Linked DNA regions of Homo sapiens: region 2 is linked to region 1. A link is a contact called in ENCODE Hi-C data. All regions are on one chromosome and are shown on one strand. The core of a region is the stretch at or near the end of the contact, and the rest is flanking DNA. Distances in the headings are between cores, read along the strand shown.

Region 1 (2,912 bases), core at 236-2,735:
CAACAGCACCCAGGATCCCGACCTCCCCCGAGAGAGATGAACACACCCTCCAGGAACAAGCACTTCCAAACAGCAAGAAAATCCTAGGGAGGAAAAAGCCAGGTCTGCTCCTGAGAACTTACTTGCCTTTAACACTCAGCGAAAAGGGTTATTTAGACCAATTACAGTGCATTGTCTTTTCCCTACTCCCTCCAATTACGGCTGCTTCTGAGCCACCCCGTGGGAAAACCCTGCTCAACATTCAACTTACTTCTCTGGAGGCTTCAGGCAGGAGAGAGAGAGAGAGAGACAGAGAGAGATCCCAGTGTGTGCATATGTGCATGAGAGACAGAGACTGTGTATGGGGGGGTGGGTGCATGCATTACAGAGAGAGAGACAGAAGCTTTAGCGTGTGCATGCATGTGTGCATGAGAGAGACAGAGATTTTGGTGTGTGTGTGCATGCATGAGAAAAACAGACAGATTCCAGTATGTGTGTATGTGCATGAGACAGAGACAGTGTGTGTGTGCACATGCATGACACAGAGAAAGAGACTTTAGCATGTGTATGCATGTGTGTGTGAGAGACAGAGATCCATTTGGTGTGTATGAGAGAAAGAGACAGAGGCAGAGAGAGATTCCAGTGTGTGTATATGTGCATGAGCGAGACAGTGTGTGCGTGCGTGTGTGTGCCTGTGTGTGCATGCATTACAGAGAAACAGAAATAGAGACTTTAGCGTATGCACGCGTGTGTGCACGAGACAGACAGAGACTTCAGTGTATGTGTGTGTGTGTGCATGAAAGAGACAGAAACAAAGGCTCCAGTATGTGTGTAAAAGAGACGGAGAGACAGTGAGACAAAGAGATCCCAGTCCACCACCGTGAAGAACATACTATGCTCCCCTCCGTGGGGACAAAGCCGAGACACAGCCTTGAGGGGCACCAGGGGTGAGGTGTGAGTTTTCAAGTGAGGAGGACTCTGGCTTCCTGTAAACCTCTGTGCTGAGATTTCACTTCAGAAATCAGCTCCACTCCACAAAAACCAAATCTCCAAAGTCAGTTCCCCAAGTGACAAAATCTTCGAGTGAGCAGTTCTCCTAGTGGCCAACTCACCAGAAACCAGGTCACAAAATCACTTGTCTCCCAAATGACCTCTGGCTGATTTTCCAGATGACCAAATTATTGAGCATTTTTTTTCTTACGTTTTATATCCATCGTGCCCTTCTTTTGGACACAGCCCCAAACCTTCCCCTGCCTGCCTATTTGCACACAAAAGCGGGAGCAGTGGAGGGAGGACAGGGGGAGAAGAAGCAAGGCTGGGTGACAGCAAGTCACTCAGTTAACAGGCTCTCCAGAGGCAACCTGGCCTGATTTTTGGCAAACGGTGCTGGGTTATTAGTGAGGACATTCAGGCCCAGGTTCAAGCTCATAGGCCATTTCATGAGGGTGTTAGGCCCAGGAAGGGCCTCTGCCACAGGGGACAGGCACAAGAGAGCCCATGCGCCACCTCCAGATGACCAGCAGGCGGCTCGTGCATCCACCCCGGGGCGTTCTACACACAGAGAACTACGGTCTCCTTAAACTAAGCGACTCCTCATTTCCATGCATCAGACCCTGGGAGCCACCTCCAGGCCTCCTGGCCCTTTCTGCCTTTGAGAGGCTCTGATTTCACTCCCCTCCCTGAACCCATGGTTTCTCCCCGGCCTCCCTGCTTGATTCGGAGTGAGACCATTTAGCCCAGAGACCCTCAAAGCCAGTGCCATGTCCAGGGAAGCCTTAGAGTGTTTCCTGATGGGGAGAATTTTCTCTGTCGCTTTGAGCCAAGAGCCTTGACCTTGGGCAGGCATTGCAGAGGCTGGAGGGTCTGGTTTACCCTCAGGCCTTGCCCCAGCTGCACACTCCTGGGGCTAATAGGAGAGCTGGGACTGGAGCCATCCCAGGTCCCAGCCTAGCCTGAGCCAAGGATGGGATGGAATGCCTGGGGCTTAGGTCATCAGACCAAAGGTGTTTCCAGGCTCCAGACCCAATCCCCACCCAGAAGGGAGAAATCCCCCCAAGACAGTACACAGGCTAAGTTCCCGGGCCTCCACTGGGGCCCACAGCACACACATTCCCAAAGCAAGCCCAGCTACCTTCCTCTTCCTGCCACCAGCTCACAAAGCCAGACTGGCCAGGCTTGTCTCACAGCAGCCCCCACCCATGCCCCAGCCCCGGACTGCAGCCCTCCTCCCTCTTCCCCTCCCTCCATCTTTCTCCTTGCTCTCCTGGGATCAGCCAGACATTTACTCATTCAAATTTCTCTGAGGCTCTCCCCGATGGCGTGCCAGGCAGCTTCACTGAGGTGACCTCCTCTGGTCCTCCACGACCCCAGCAGGGAGTCACTTCCATCCCAGCTTTCAAGGACGGAAACTATGGCTCAGACAGTTCTACTTACTTGTCCAAGGTCACACAATTTGCAAGTGGAAAGCCACAGAGAACTGCATTTCATTTTCTCTGACAGTTTGTGGGGCCTCAAGTCCCCTTCTGCTCCCTGGGTCCCCAGTCACTGCTCCAACTGGCCACGGGACAGTGTCCTACCCTCTATGGGAACATCTGTACGAACCTCAGGGCCACAGCCAATCAATCACAATGACTCTCCTAGCCCAAACCAGTGCATCATGTCTAAATACACATAAACGTCGGCTAGGATTTCAGCTACTTCAATCCAGGGAGGTCTAACAATGAAACACCACCACAACATGATCCTCCCCAGGGCATCCTCCAGAGGGTCATGAGGAAGCCCATCTTCCCCCGTAAAGTGGAGAGAAGAGGAGGCCCACATTTATTACACACACACCTCAGTCTGAATCCCATGCTGCACATGGGCGGGAGGGAGCCAAAGAATGAGTCCAGAAAGACGCAGAAGGGTCTGAATCCCTTGCAGAGGCCTGAGGC
Region 2 (2,914 bases), core at 229-2,728, 410 kb after region 1:
CCTCAGGCCTCCTCTGGAGTGGCGGTCGGCTGGAGGGGAGCAATCCCTCTAAAAGGTAACCTGGATCCCCAGCCATGGTGGGCAAGCCTAGCTCTGGGGTGGGACACTGGTGGAGGGAATGTGAGGAGTTTCCCCGTCTGTAGCAAACCCTCAGATCCATGAGACCCTGTGTGCCTTCCAAACACCCAATCACCTGTCACCAGCATCACTTGTAAATGACAAAAGGAGGTGCAGAGTATCTGCTTGAAATGCCACACCCAGCCCTGGCTTGCAGCCTCACCAGTGAGGACCTGGGAGGAGAAAAGAGGTGCACCCTACTGGTGATGGGTGTGCGAGCAACGGTCCGGCCAACCCTTTGCTCATCTCCTGGGCAAGCTTGAAGCCCCTAGTTGCAAACCTCAGTCAATCCATCTCCTTAGTTGGATTGACTTAGTTACAGGATGAAACTTCCTTGTTCTGGGAGATAGATAAGAGCTGTGTTCCAGAGAAGGAGTGCAGTTGGCCTGGGAGCAGAGGAGCAGCCCTGGGAGCAGAGGAGCAGCCCTGGGGCACGGGGAAGGGAGGAGAGGATCCTGTGTTCCTAGGAAGGATGTGTCTATTACAGGGTGATATATTGTGCTTTGTTTTGAGAAGAAGATTTTAGTTTTACGGTGCGGATGTGGGTTTCAACACCATAATGGGTTAACTTCTGCACAGAAAATTTGAAAACTAGAGGCTTTGCTCCATCTTCAAAAATTTAATGAAAATGTATCTACTAGGTATTAAATCACTTCCCTGCTGCAAAGCTCAGCCCATCAGATTTTACAGAAGCTGTGGAGGATGAATTGTGTTCCAAGGACAGAGATGTATTCTGGCTTTCCACTGGGCCCAGCCACAACCTGAAGCCGGCAGAGGAGAGTCCTTCTCTCCCAGGTGTCCCCCACACCTGCAGGACACAGGGTGTGCCTTCAGGTCAGTCAAAAGAGGTCCTTTAAACTTTTTCATTTCTCAATATATTTGTTTAGACAGAAGACCCTTTTTACAGATGTAGTCACTGAGCCCTGAGGGCTGCCGTACCCAGGCCAAGGTCATGTGGACTTGAGGCCAGAAGGCACAGCAAGAGGACAGGAGGCCAGTTGTCTTTCTTTGGCACTGGAAGACTTCCCAGTGTTCTGGTTGTCCTAACACCAGTGTCTCTCCTCCATGTCCCTTAGCTAAGTGCTTTAATGGAGACAGAGCAACCCAGGATAGCCACACCAAAGGCCCTGGCCTCAGAGGCTCAGCCTGCTGCTGGCTGGGGAAGGTGGCTGACAGAGGCTTCCAGCCCCCAGCTCCCTACAGGTCGCTGTCCTATGGACTGGGCCAAACCTCCCTGGGCACACCCCACCCCTACCTCCCACCCAAACCAAGTGCGCAGTGCCCTGAGAGCCTGCACTGTGAGAGACAGCCTGAACTAGAATGGCCTGCTGAGCACTCTAACATCAAGACTCAATTGCTGCCTCCTCCCCGGGCCCCTCAGCGGGAACCGGTTGTTCTTGTGCTTCTATTGGAGCAACTAATTACATCTATTATTGGAACAATTAATTTGTTGTCCATGTGACTGTTCCACTGTGGGCTCCTGGAAGGCAGGACCTATTTCATGTACCTCTTTGTAACCCTAGATGGAAAGCAACTTGCCCAGCACAGGAGGGCCCAAGTGACGCTTTTCCCGTGCCACCCCTTCTCTGGGCAGTTTCCTTTAGGCGTGGTCCCCCTCCTGAGGCACCACAGTGCCACCCAGTGGCAGAATTGCAGTACTGAGCTCTCCGGGGAGGGCTCTTCTGCCCCACACCCTGCTGGGGGCTACTTACAGCAGGGGTTGAAGGCGAGTAAGGGGTCACCGTCCTGGCAGGGCCCTCCTGCATGCCACAACTAAGGTCCAAATGGGGTTGAAATGGCAGAGAAACACAGCCAGTGCCTTTGTGGGCTCCATGTATTGCGGTATCTGCTTGAGGCTCATGCGGTTTCTCTCCCTGTCCTTTTTTTTTGTAGAGACAGAGGTATCCCTATGTTGCCCAGGCTGGTCTTGAACTCCTGGGCTCAAGCAATCCTCTCACCTCGGACTCCCAAAGTTCTGGGATTACAGGCATGAGCCACCCCGCCCAGTCCTAGTTTGTATTATTATTCCTTAGAGAACAACACTGCTGGAGGCAAGGGGCATGTCTGATCCATTTTATCCTCACAGGCTGGTCTGTGGCAAAAACTTAAAAGTACTGCATCTATGCAATGCATAGGAACAGCCAGCCTTTGATTGGGTCTTAGCAGAGGGAGTCAGGGTGAAGCACATAGGGTCTGGCATGAGAAGACCTCCATCCCAGTCCTGCCTGACACTTTCTCACTGTGTGGCCGTGGGCATGTCCCACCCTTTTCTGGGCCTCAGTTTCCCCATTAGTAAGTCAAAGGAGTTGCACTAGACTGTTACAAGGCTGCTCTGATCCTCCTGGGACCTCAGGACTCCTGATCTCAGAGGATGGCCTAGTTTTTCTTCTCTGAACCATTCCTACCCTCAAGCCTTTTCCTCGGATTGGCAAGACTTAGTTACAGGATGAAACTTCCTTGTTCTGGGAGATAGATAAGAGCTGTGTTCCAGAGAAGGAGTGCAGTTGGCCTGGGAGCAGAGGAGCAGCCCTGGGGCATGGGGAAGGGAGGAGAGGATCCTGTGTTCCTAGGAAGGATGTGTCTATTACAGGGTGATGCCAGGGAGCAGAGATGCCTCAGGCCTGGATTCAGATGGAGAACAGAAAGGGGGCCCCAGCTGTGCCAAAAGGGGATAGGGCCACCACTACACACTAGAGGAGATGGACAGTGGGCGGGGAGAGTGGCAGGGACACAAAGTGAGCTTTCAGCATTTGCATCCTGTGTCCAGCCAACAAATGTGTGGCATTGCTCCCAATAG

What was found. A loop is a pair of places that touch in the nucleus more often than their neighbours do. Pooled maps may share reads with other maps.
Region 2: a map with no recorded cell type shows a loop between it and region 1 (11-fold over the local background). The contact joins two enhancer-like sites. A Hi-C loop is called at or near these places in 3 of 37 single-sample maps with no recorded cell type and 3 of 50 pooled maps.

The regions. Positions count from the first base shown.
Region 1 is chr10:86,177,097-86,180,008 of GRCh38, forward strand. All of the region lies in intron 3 of GRID1 (glutamate ionotropic receptor delta type subunit 1), which reads right to left. Among named protein-coding and RNA genes, the nearest start is that of MIR346, 86 kb to the right of the region's middle. RefSeq lists enhancers at 1,440-1,941, 1,942-2,441. Within about 2 kb of position 1,486, at least 2 of the 41 ENCODE cell types and tissues checked have a DNase peak (open chromatin) inside an H3K27ac peak, as active enhancers do.
Region 2 is chr10:86,583,878-86,586,791 of GRCh38, forward strand. No RefSeq gene overlaps it. Among named protein-coding and RNA genes, the nearest start is that of WAPL-DT, 63 kb to the left of the region's middle. RefSeq lists enhancers at 853-1,354, 1,596-1,655. Within about 2 kb of position 1,479, at least 5 of the 41 ENCODE cell types and tissues checked have a DNase peak (open chromatin) inside an H3K27ac peak, as active enhancers do.